Linked DNA regions of Homo sapiens: region 1 is linked to region 2. A link is an interaction called in ENCODE POLR2A ChIA-PET data of the cell type or tissue named here. Cell type or tissue: PC-3. All regions are shown on one strand. Each heading gives the region's core, and the rest is flanking DNA. Links, peaks and the distances in the headings are about the cores only.

The links. Peaks named below come from ENCODE experiments on the same cell type or tissue, not always from the same donor. Only the 100,000 strongest peaks of a DNase experiment are listed, where the experiment ranks them.
Region 1: POLR2A ChIA-PET joins it to region 2 with 15 read pairs; 3 of 35 experiments call an interaction of 5 or more read pairs at or near these places.

The regions. Positions count from the first base shown.
Region 1 is chr11:117,170,753-117,175,752 of GRCh38, reverse strand. It overlaps PAFAH1B2 (platelet activating factor acetylhydrolase 1b catalytic subunit 2), which reads right to left. Exons shown (of 6, transcript NM_002572.4): 6 at 4,708-5,000. Among named protein-coding and RNA genes, the nearest start is that of SIDT2, 5.5 kb to the left of the region's middle. In PC-3, for the core only: no CTCF peak of the experiment used is centred there; no DNase peak of the experiment used is centred there.
Region 2 is chr11:116,942,355-116,950,350 of GRCh38, reverse strand. All of the region lies in intron 3 of SIK3 (SIK family kinase 3), which reads left to right. Among named protein-coding and RNA genes, the nearest start is that of APOA1, 110 kb to the right of the region's middle. RefSeq lists a silencer at 1,803-1,862. In PC-3, for the core only: no CTCF peak of the experiment used is centred there; DNase peaks (open chromatin) are centred at 1,800 and 3,720; H3K4me3 peaks cover 241 bases; H3K27ac peaks cover 1,588 bases.

The sequences.
Region 1 (5,000 bases), core at 1-5,000, 230 kb before region 2:
ACGCCTGTTTTAAACGCACATCCAGAGTCCTACTTCACACTTAATTCATCTTGGGAGGTGGAGCCCAGAAAACTGCAATTTAACGGGGCACTCCAGAAGCTTGCTATGCACAATGAAGTTTGAGAACCACTGCTCTGGAACCAAACAACTGTGGACTATCACTATTTCTGTTTGCTCCCTTTCCGCTGGCAATATCTGGAGAGAAATCCATCCAAGCAAACTCTGAAGGGATCCTTCCCTTTTGCAAGGTCTCAAGACTTAACTTTTGAATCGTCAGGACCCTGCGTCTACAGAGTGGGAGGGCAGCAACTGCACATTTTCTTGCTGTTCCCAGGTCTGCAGAACTTTCCTCAGTCCCTCTGCCCTACCCCGCACTTATGAATAGGTCCTTTCTGAGGTCTGTCCACTGGGAGAGAATGCCTTTTTGTTGGCTGCAGCAGTCAGCAAAAAAAGGCAGTGGTGTGTCTCAAAGCCAGACTTGTGAGCACACAGGGGAGATGTCGGGGCCTCAGGGATGTGATCCTGGCCTTGTGCACAGGTCCAGCTACCGCATTCCCTGGCATAATATACAAAGAGCTCAACCCTAACCGTGGCCCTCAAGCGGTCAGGGTGGGGCCATAAGGCTTATTTGACTTATATTTCCCTGTGGACCACCCTTCCTGAGCCTGAGTGTTGAATGGACCAAAGAAATGGGACCATTCAACACACAGCTGAGGAGCTTGCTGGACCCATGAGTCCAGCTCCATTTTAAGTCACAGGGGATTTATGAAGTTTGGGGTGAGAGGACAGGGAGGAAGCTTCAGGTGGCTCAGGGGTATTGTTAAAATGACCTGAAGATGGCCTGGTGCGGTGACTCACGCCTGTAATCCCAGCACTTTGGGAGGCCAAGGCGGTTGGATCATCTGAAGTCAGGAGTTTGAGACCAGCCTGGCCAACATGGTAAAAGCCCGTCTCTACTAAAAATACAGAAAATTAGGTCAGGTGCAGTGGCTCACGCCTGTAATCCCAGCACTTTGGGAGGCCAAGGTGGACGGATCACCTGAGATCAGGAATTCGAGCCCAGCCTGACAGACATGGAGAAACCCTGTCTCTACTAAAAATACAAAATTAGCCGGGCGTGGTGGCACATGCTTATGATCCCGGCTACTTCGGAGGCTGAGGCAGGAGAATCGCTTGAACCTGGGAGGCAGAGGTTGCGGTGAGCTGAGATCACGCCATTGCATGCCTGGGCAACGAGTGAAACACCACTAAAAAAAAAGAAAAAAAAATGGCCAGGGGCGGTGACTCACGCCTGTAATTCCAGTACTTTGGGAGGCTGAGGTGGGTGGATCACCTGAGGTCAGGAGTTTGAGACCAGCCTGGCCAACATGGTGAAACCCCGTCTCTGATAAAAACACAAAAATTAGCTGGGTGTGGTGGCAGGCGCCTGTAATCCCAGCTACTCGGGAGGCTGAGGCAGGAGAATCACTTGAACCTGGGAGGCAGAGGTTGCAGTGTGCGACCACAGGCCATTGTGCTCCAGCCTGGGCAACAAGAGTGAAACTGCCACACACACACACACACACACACACACACACACACACACACAAAAGACATGAAGACTGCACTCGAGCAGGATTTTGTAAGAATCACAGTAAATGGATTAGCTGAATCCAATCAAATTATTTAGGAACCTGGGAGGTAGGGAGTAGCCATGCCTATGGGTGGGAGACAGAATCAAAACAGATTTTAGTATCATGTAATGGTATAACTTTAACCCAGAAAAAAAAGATTCAAAACCAACCCCTCTGAAGGAAATGAACCTGAAGCTTTCTGTTTTCACTGTGATTATAAAAAGGGCTGTTTTTTCATTTGGTGCTTAGAAAGAATTGTCCCAGACATAAGCAGCTCCAGCAAGAGTTCAGCACTTCTTTCCATCATACAAGTTCTGTTCTTTCCCAGGGCTGCCCTTGTGTCTGGTTATCTCTCTTCCTGCAAGGACTGCAAAGACTGGATGCATGTTAGATTGGGAATCAGTTAAAGACACAGGATTTAATCTGCCATACTGGGGAAGGTCTCAAACCTGTCACATGGCTTCATGGTATTACGGAAAAAGGACGGACTTTGATGTCAAAAAGTTCTACAGTCACTGGGAGCTGCGGTGGCTCAGGCCTGTTGCCCTGGCACATAAGGAGGCGAGGCTACGTGTTTGAGGCCAACCTGGGCAACATAAAAACCTCTCATCCATTCAAAGAAAAAGAAAAAAGAAAAAAAAAGTTCTACAGTGAAATCCCTGCATTGTGTGCTTTAGGCAAACCACTTGAGCTTTCTGAGCCTTTTGGGAGCCTTGTCTGGACTTGGTCTCTACTGTCCTAAGTACTCACAGTGGAGCTAGGCTTCCCTGCATTCACCATCCTACTGTCTAAAGAACAGGAAGAGAGACAAACGAGATAAGCTCTGACCAAGTGGGCAGTACTTTCTCCTAGAGATAGGTCAGTCACTTTCCATTTCCTAAAACTGGGCTTTCACCATTCACACTGGGAAATATCTGTGATATACTCAGGCCCTGCATCTGGTTCCCTCTGGCCACGTGATGAAACCAACATCAGAGCTTTCCAGGAAACAAGGCTGGTCATCAGGTTGCAGAAAACAAGCAGATAAATACTTGACCGTCTCAAATCTCTGCCTCCAAAGATCACCGATAAAAATGAGCCAGCTCTCTTATTTCAAGAAAGCTTGGGTCTTTGGCTTAGAAATCAGAAGACAGGCGGCTGGGTCCGCGGTGGCTCATGCCTGTTATCCCAGAACTTTGGGAGGCTAAGGCGGGCCGATTGCCTGAGGCCAGGAATTCGAGACCAGCCTGGTAAACATGGCGAACCCTGTCTCTACTAAAAACACAAAAACTAGCCAGGCGTGGTGGTACACGCCTGTAATTCCAGCTACTCAGTAGGCTGAGGCACATGAACTACATGAATCCAGGAGGCAGAGATTGCAGTAAACCAAGATTGCACCACTGCACTCCAGCCTGGGCAACAAAGCGAGACTGTTTCCAAAAAATAAAAATAGAGTAGGAGCTAGACCAGCAAAGGGGTAAGAGCATATTCCAGATAGGGGGCTCCCAACTATGGGCAAAAACATAAAGGAAGCTCAGTGCTCTTGGCAGAAAAGTTCAAAGTAAAGGGTGGAAGGTTACAAATTAAAGAGGCCAGGTCATGGAGACTGTTAGATGTTACATTTAATGGCTTGGACTTGATCTTTTAACTCAGTGGCTGACAAGCAAGCTGCAGTATACTGATGTGTTATGAATCCACTATAAGCATACTGCCAAAGCTTGACCAGAATGTAAAAAAAAAAAAAAAAAAAAAAAAATATATATATATATATATATATATATATATATATATATATATATATATATATATATAAAGCTAGAATGAACCAGCAAGTAGGCAAAAGGCATAGCATAATATCAGGCCACAAATATTATATGTTTAGCAAAACATTGAAGATCTTTGCTTTATAGCTATGTAAAAACATGTCATTGGGTTAAGATTTCATCTCTGCCATGGCTGGAAAATAAATTAGGGGACAGATTCTCATGTTGGTTTGTCCAGTTTTCCCCTCAAGTACAGATGCTGGTGAGGGAGCTTTTTCTTTCTTCCACATTACTACCACTTCCACTTGTTCTGGGCCATTTAAGAGGTTCACATGGGGTAATCCACATACAGTAAAGCAAAGCTTCAAGATCCAGGCTGCTTTCACTGCTGCTGTGTGGCCTGCAAGCAGCTGACAAAGGCCTCCAGGAGTGTGGGTGGAGAGGAACTTGGTGTGATGAGATACTGGGGAGGGGGGAAGGGCAGCTAGAAAAACAAAATGTCTCAATTTACCTCCAAATTTTTCCTCCTAAAGCAGCAAATCATTTTAATCCAACAGTATACCACTGAGGTGAACAGTGATAAAGCAAATGATACAAAGATCACAGAAACTTTTAGCTGCCAAGGAACATCATACCGGCATACCAACTCACTGTAATATTGCTGGCCTGGTAGTTGCTGGTGTGTCATCAGGATAGGTCCCGATCGACCAGTTAACCGACCCTTGTTCTAGTCTCACTATCTCTGAGATAGAGTATTTGGAGGCGGCTGCTTTACCCTGGGGACGTAAGGGTGATAAATGAGTCCGTGCTCAAGGTTCATGTCCTCTATGCTGTAGTAACACTGTATTTTTTTTTTTTTCCGAGACAAGAGTCTCGCTCTGTTGCCCAGGCTGGAGTGCAATGGCGCAATCTCGTCTCACGGTAACCTCCGCCTCCTGGGTTCAAGCAATTCTCCCACCTCAGCCTCCTGAGTAGCTGGGATTACAGGCGTGAGCCCGGCCAATAACACTGTATTATACTGACTGATGACATTCACCCAGTTCAGATGAGGTGGTCCACAGCCTATAATCCAGACTAACCTATCTGCAAAACTATTCCAATCTAATGGAAAAGAGTAGACTTCAAGGATGGCAGTTGTGCTTTCTGAGGGGTCCTTATACCTACTCATCCCACCCTACCAATCTACATGCCCGAGAAGGTAAGTGATGAGTCAGCCTGGTGCATTCAGTTCCACAGTAAAGAAGCAGGATCATCTAAGTATCCAATTTCCTTATGATAAGGCAGGGAAAAACCATCCCTTTTTTTCATTAGAATCCAAACTATGATAAAGGAGACAGAAAGACACCAGCAAATTGAGCAAAATGTTTACATTTATATTGAAATATACACTAAAACAGAATGAGTTCTACTAGTCAATGAAACTTTGCCAAAGCAAAATCACAAACTTCCAATGGGGAGGTCCAGTCAGCTAGCAGCAGTGATCCCCAAGCAGGAACACCAAGAAACCTGGGGGACCCCTCTCCAAAAAGCCTCCTTTCAAGAGGCCCTAACTCACTTCTCCCACATGCACCCACACGGATTTAGGAGCTTGGACATGCTCCTCATTTCCATATATTTTTAGTTTCTTCTTCACTGCAATAAATAT
Region 2 (7,996 bases), core at 1,493-6,492:
CAGAAGTTTATTCGAAAACAATGGTCTCCTGTAATTTTTATTTGTCACTTCTCCTCAATTCTCTCCAGCATCTGAATAGCAGCTTTCTTCCCAGGAGGATTTGGACATCAGCAATTCTCATTCTGCCCCGAGCTGCCTATTGCTGAGTCCTGGAGAAGTGCAGTTAAGAGATGGGGGCCCCTTCTTCTACTCAGCCCCCACTTGTGGAACTTGATCAGGTATGCCGAGAATACTAGGACCCAGATCACTCTTGCCTTGGGTATTAAGACAGTGGTTTCACTGTCTTTTGCTGCTAGGAGAGGCAAGCTGAGAGGACCCCAGGCTGCTGTCCTCCCCCGCTCTCCATCCACCAAACTCTCAGTTCCTAGAGTGGGAGCGTCACTCAGAGAAGTTTGCTGTTGTCCCCAACCCCAGCTCCAGAGCCCTAACTCTGAGATTTTTACCTGTGGAGAAAAACAAACCATAAAACAGCTCCTAATTTCTTCCCAAAGGAACTGACTTCATTTGCAACAGGGAGTGAAGAAGTTCAAACCTGATTGTACTCTCAAGAACAGTAGAGGGAAAAGAAAAAAGAAAAAGAACAGTGGAGGTTGTGGTAAAGGACATTTGAGAAGAGATTCATGAAACAGGCCAAATGGTAGGTTTGCTAGTTCGCAGGGGGAGAACCAATGAATTAATTTAGAAAGAGCTTCTCTGGGATTAGAATGAAAATAAATCACTGGCTGGGTGCACACCTGTAATTCTAGCTATTCAGGCAGGAGGATGGCTCGAGCCTAGGAGTTGGAGGTCAGCATAGGCAACATAGGGAGACCCTGTCTTAAATAAAAACAAAAATAAAACAAAAAAACACTGATGGCAAAAATTATTTCTTCAAAGGAACCAGAATTTGATTGTATTGTTTGTAGACCAATTTGTGCCCCAGGGCATTATTCAAAACAAAAGGGCAATCAGCCAGCAACTAGTGGAGTTTAACGGCTGAGTATGGTCAGTAAATGAGAGGAAGAAAGTCCTAGCAAAAACACTGTGATCCCAAGGTAACTAACTGTAGGCATACCGAAGCTGCCTGTTCCAGAGGAATCACATTAGAGGCTGAACACTGTAAATATGGAGAAATAAACTTCACTAGAAGAATCTAGCTTTTAGCTGGGCATGGTGGCATGCGCCTGTAGTCATAGCTCCTTAGGTTATTGATACGAGATCTTTCTAACTGTGGGCATTTTACAGCTATAAATTTCTCTCTAAGCATGCTTTGGCTGCATATCATGAGTTTTAGTATGCCGTATTTTCATTTTCATTCATTTGAAAGTATTTTCTGAATTCACTTTTGATGTCTTGTTTCATTATTTATTTATTAGTGTGTTGTTTAATTTTCACATATTTGTGAATTTCCCGAATGTTTCCTACTCTTGATTTCCAATTTCATTCCATTATAGTTGGTTGTTTTTCTATCCTCTATTTCATAATTTCTGCTATAATATTTGTTATTTCCTTCTTTCTGCTTGCTTCAGTTTTAGTTTGTTCTTCCTCTTCTAGTGTCTTGAAGCCAAGCAGAAAGAAGGAAATAAAGATTATAGCAGAAATTATGAAATAGAGAATAGAAAAACAATAGAGGATATCAGTGAAACCAAAAGATAGTTCTTTGAAAAAATCGACAACATTGACAGATCTTTAGCTAGATTGACGAGAGAGAGAAGAGAAAAAGAGAAGACTGAAATGACTAGAATCAGAAGTGAAAGAAAGGAACATTACTACAGTCCCTTAAGAAACAAAAATGGGCTGGGCATGGTGACTCACGCCTATAATCCCAGCACTTTGGTATGCTGAGGTGGGAGGATTGCTTTAGCCCAGGAGTTCAGTACCAGCATGGACAACATAGTGAGACCTCATTTCTACTAAACATAAAAAATTAGCCGGATGTGGTAGCATGAGCCTGTGGTCCCAGCTACTTAGGAGGCTGAGGCAGGAGGATCACTTGAGCCCAGGATGTCAAGGCTGCAGTGAGCCATGATTGTGCCAATGCATTTCAGCCTGGGCAACAGAGCAAGACCCTGTCTTAAAAAAAAATAAAAATGATTATAAAGGAATATTATGAACAACTATACATCAACAAATCAGCTGGGCTTGGTGGCTCATGCCTATAATCCTAGCACTTTGGGGGGCTGAGGTGAGTGGATTGCTTGACCTCAGGAGTTCAAGACCAGCCTGGGCAACATGGTGAAACACCATCTCTACAAAAAAAAATAGAAAAATTAGCCATGCATGGTGGTGCACACCTGTAGTCCCAGCTACTCGAGAGGCTGAAGTGGGAGGATCACCTGAGCCTAGGAGGTGGAGGTTGCAGTGAGCTATGATTGCACCACTGCACTCCAGTCTGGGCAACAGAGTGAGACCCTGTCTCAAAAAAAAAAAAAAAGTCAGCTTAGATGAAATGGACAAATTCCTAGAAAGATACCAACTGTTGAAACAACTGACTTAAGAAGAAATAGAGGCCAGGCACGGTGGCTCATGCCTGTAATCCCAGCACTTTGGGAGGCTGAGGTGGGCAGATCACGAGGTCAGGAGATGAGACCATCCTGGCTAACACGGTGAAACCCCGTCTCTACTAAAAATACAAAAAATTAGCTGGGCAAGGTGGTGGGCACCTGTAGTCCCAGCTACTTGGGAGGCTGAGGCAGGAGAATGGCGTGAACCTGGGAGGCGGAACTTGCAGTGAGCCGAGATCGTGCCACTGCACTCCAGCCTGGACAAAAGAGCAAGACTCTGTCTCAAAAAAAAAAAAAATACATACATACATACATACATACATACATACATACATATATATATATATATTTCCCTAGCTAAAGTAAAAAATGGTGTTCTGGTTGCAAATTGATAGTCTTTACTTCATTTGACCTCTTTGTAGCATCTGAATTCTTGACTGTTTCCTTCTAAAGCTCTTAGTTTTGACTTCCACAAATGTTCAACTTCTGATTCTTCTATTGTTCGGACTGTTCCTTCTTAGTATCTTTTGCTGGGCCTCCTTTCTCTGACTGCTAGAACATGTTGACATGTTGTAGCATATTCTCTGACTTTATATATATATATAATATATAAATAATAATTATATATAAAATATATAAATAATTATATATTGTATATAAATAATAATTTGTATATAATATATTATATATAAATAATAATTTATATATAATATATTATATATAAATAATAATTTATATATTATATATATATTTTTTTGAGACGAAGTCTCACTCTGTGGCCATGCTGGAGTGCAGTGGCGCAATCTCGGCTCACTGCAAGCTCCACGTCCCAGGTTCAGACCATTCTGCCTCAGTCTCCCAAGTAGCTGGGACTACAGGCACTCGCCACTATGCCCGGCTAATTTTTTGTATTTTTAGTAGAGATGGGTTTTCACCATGTTAGCCAGGATGGTCTTGATCTCCTGACCTTGTGATCTGCCCGCCTCAGCCTCCCAAAGTGCTGGGATTACAGGCGTGAGCCAACGCTCCTGGCCTGGCTAGGGAAATATTAATAAAATGGCAGAGGTGGAGACAGATGTTAAAGAAGTGGAGGCATTGGGTGCTATTTTGAGAAGCATTGCTCTGAAGGAAAGAAGGGAGAAGACAGTAGTTTGTACAGGAAGCAAGGTTGTTGGGAGAGAGTTCTCCACGGATATCTCACATTTCTTCATGTTTCATGAGTAAGGCACTGACTGCCTTTGTTCTAGACTGTTTTCTCAAGGATGTTTATATAGTGAGCACCCTTGAAAGACAGAGATAGTATCTCCCTCCACAGCTCAAAGATCTGTTTATTGCCCAGTGTGAAAGATTCCCTAAGCTCCAAGCTCAGGGTTCCTCTCCTATAATGGACCCGACTGTGTGTGTAGGCGTCATCTGGTCCCCTTTGCAGTGCCCTGTGAAAATTAGGGCTTGGGGAACTGAAGCAAATATGTTGATGTTCATGCTGCTTGCTGTGCCGTAAGTGACAAAGTCTTTTGTCTCTGACAGAGGGGTTTCCTATCTTCTGCCATCACCCATGTAATTGTGGCAGGTTGAGTTATTAGCTTGCAGAAATGGTGAGATCTCAGACCCTCTTGATACTTGACAGGAAATAAGGAGGGGTTTGTTTTATTTTGATTCGTTTAAATATGAGACTTGATTACAGGTTGAGGTTGAAGATGCAGTAGTGGGGAAGATGAGTTTGAAAATAATTGATATGGAAAACAATCTCTAAAGCAAGATCAATGAGGAACTGAGGGATGAGCATAATTGCAAGAAATTAGCCTTGCACATGAAGAAGGATAGAAGATAAAGGATGCATGTGGGTGTAGGCAATTTTTTAGGTAGAAGAATGTGAAAAAGATGTTTCATGCTTTTCATATAATTTTCTATTGAGAGTAGCAGATTATGTTATCAGATGAATTAAGGGTGAGAGGGTAGAGACCTGGATCAGCATGGAGAAAGTGAAATTAGCTGCAGGGAGGAATGAGAGAGAGGGCAATTAAGAATAGCTAAATAAGTTGATTAAAGGCCTTAGAGATAGGAAACAGTTAACTTGTTATTCCATTATACAGAATTGAGTGATTTTTTTCCCCTACCACCAATGCTCAATTACCTGTGTGTAAATTGAATAAGACAGACAATTGGACTGATCCTGTTTAGAGTTTACAGGACATGTGCAAATGAAGAGGCAACAGGTGACAAGGGTTTTGAGGCCACTAGCAATAATGTAATTAAAGTGTGGGCTTTTGGGCTTAGGCTGAAGTGGGTTGGGAAGGCAAGTGAGACCAGGATGACTGATCTTAAATAAGAATTTTTAAAGCTGGCTGGGCATGGTGGATCATACCTCTAATCCCAGCACTTTGGGAGGCCCAGGCAGGCAGATCACTGGAGCCCAGGAGTTTGAAACCAGCCTGGGCAACATGGAGAAATTCTCTGTTATTTAAAAAAAAAAAAAAAAAAAAAAAAGAATTCATGAAGCTACAGGTCTAGATGAAGTTGAAAAGCAAGTGTGTTAGTGTGTTGGGCATATGAAGGTTGGAGAGATGAAAGTCTAAAACTACACTGCCCAACACGACAGCCACTGTCCACATGTTGCTGTTGTGCTCACGCCTGTAATCCCAGCACTTTGGGAGGCTGAGGCGGGCGGATCACGAGGTCAGGAGATTGAGAACATCCTGGCTAACATGGTGAAACCCTGTCTCTACTAAAAATACAAAAAATGAGCCAGGTGTGGTGGCGGACGCCTGTAGTCCCAGCTACTCAGGAGGCTGAGGCAGGAGAATGTTGTGAACCCGGGAGGCGGAGCTTGCAGTGAGTCGAGATCCAGCCACTGCACTCCAGCCTACGGGACAGAGCGAGACTCCGTCTCAAAAAAAAAAAAGAAAAAAGAAATGTAGCTAGTGCCCCTGAGGAACTGAGTTTTGAATTTAATTTACATTTAAATTTAAAAACTGAGGTATTATGAAAAGTTTTAGGCCAGCTGTGAGAGTTAGCCAACTACAGACTAAGAGAGCATAGTCTCCAAGATCACCCCTCACTCTGCTGTCACCTACAAGTTCAGGAAATTCCCAAAACCGGTTCAGTTTGATAAATAGCTAGAAGGATTCACAAAATTCACTGAAAGCTAATATACTCCCGGTTTGGTTTAATACAGGTAAAGGATACAGATTAAAATCAGCCAGGGAAGGAAGTGCAGAGTCCAGGAGAAGTACGAAATGCAGAACTTTTGTTGTCCTTTCCATGTGGATACAAGATATGTTACACTCCTGGTATTGATGTGTTACATTGTGTACAGAGCAGTACCCATCAGGGAAGCTCAGCCCAGCCTCTGTGTTCAGTGTTTTTATTTTACATAAGCCTGATTGATTGATTGATTGATTGCTCACATGATTGATCTGTGTGTCTCGGTCAACTGATGCTCGTGACCCAAAGCCCACACGTCAAGTCACGCTGTTGTGCAGCCAACAATGTATATCCAGCCTCTACCCTGAGACTATATGGGTGTGGCGAATCCCAGCCTAAATCATGTTATTAGACTCTCTGGCATGACCCAAGGCTCCCAGACAGAGACACTCCGAGCAGACATAACATTCCAAGAACCCAGAGACTGCTTCCCAGAAGCCAAGGGAAGGCCAGGCCTTCTCTTTGGGTAAGGCCAAGTTCTTCACTCTGCAGAGTCTAAAATATTTTTCTATTAAACGCAACTCTTATTTTGATAAAACTACATTACACCTTGGCTATAGACAACTTAGTATTTTAGTTGTGATACGCTTATAAAGTATAAAATACACAGTGGATTTTGAAGACTTACTATGAAAAAAGAAGGTACCCTATCTCATTGCTATTATTTTTATTGATTACATTCTGAAATGATCTTTTGATGTATTTGGTTAAAGTAAGTTACTGATTTTCAAAATGAGTGCTTTTTTTTTTTACTTTTAAATGTGATTACAAGAAAATCTGAAATTATATAAATGGCACACATTGTATTTTATTTGATAGTGCTAATTTAGAAGGTTAAGATAAGAGAGGGGGAAGTTTAGAATTTCAGAGTTAAAATAATGTCAAGCAAAGACAAGTTCAAGATGTGGCCATAGGAATAGTTGCTATACATTGGTAGAGTTCTAGGTCACCGGAGAGAAAGAAGGCTAAAGGAACCATGAAGCAAACTGTCAAATAAGTTATCCTCATTGATGTTCACATTCCCTAGGTGATGGCAGAATTTGAGTGGAGGGCGCAATAGACTACAAACTAGGTTTCGGTGAGTGTCTTTGATGAATGTGAAGGCAAGAGAGGCAGAAAGGGAGTATACCAGCTGCCCAAACATATGGCGTAGTATTGTTAGTGGAGACCTTGAAGAGGTTACATTAATTCCTAATCCCTGGTGGAATATTGTCCCTTTTTACCTCAAGAGGCCTGTAAAGGAATTGCTAGTCTTAGAGGAGTTGGTTGGAAAAGTGATTATCAATGGGAGGTGTTGGCCCCGATGTAAAAGCCCTGCTGCCCTTCTTTGCCCTCTTTGTCCCTCCTTAACTTTTGTGACCCATCTCAAATGTTATTCCCCCTGTGAACTCTGCTCTGATTTTGCCAAATAGCTAATTACCTTTTTTTCTTCACTTTGAACATACCTCTCCTATAGCACTTTTTGAAGTAATTTTTTTTTTCATTTCTAAGTTTGTCTTTTACTGGTAATTTAGACTCTGGTCCATTTCTTTTTCCTTTGACTATTTTCCAAGGGGCTTGATTGAATCCATGAATGTGGTGCCCACAGATAGAGAGGGAAGACTATATATGCTGAATTCAATCACTTATCACCACCTCCATAACTACCAATCTGGTCTAAGCCACCATCATGTCTTGCTAAGATCACTGCAGTAGCCTTTAAATAGTCTCTCTGAATCTGCCCTGACTTCCCCCCCGATTATAGCTAGAAGGATTCTTTTAAAATTCAAGTGGGACCTTACCACTGAGCTACTTCTGTTGGCTTTCCCATCTATTTGGAATAAATTTATAATTCCTACTATAGCCTATAAGATTATATAATTTGGTCTCCTGCTGTCTCTCACCACAGCTCCTAGCACTCTCCTCCTCACATCGGCATCTTTCTTTTTCATTAAACCCTTCGCTGTGCTCCCGCTTTAAGACCATATATTCCATTTCTTCTTCCTGAATTACTCTTTTCCTACATATCCACATGGCTGTCTCTCCTGTTTCTTGCCAGTCTCTTATCAAATGTTATCTCATTAGAGAGGTGTTTGCTCACCATGCTGTCTAAAATCTCATTCTTCCTACTGGCCCATTGCTCTGTAGTCTCTGTCTTGCTTTACTTTTCTTTTTGGTTTTTATCATGAACTGACATATATTTATTTGTTTTTTTACTGTCTTGAGTCAATAAAATTTACGTGCCATTAAAGACTTTGTCATTTTTGTTTCCTACCAAATCTTCAATACTCAAAATAGTGCCTACAGGGAATGCATGTTCCATAAATATT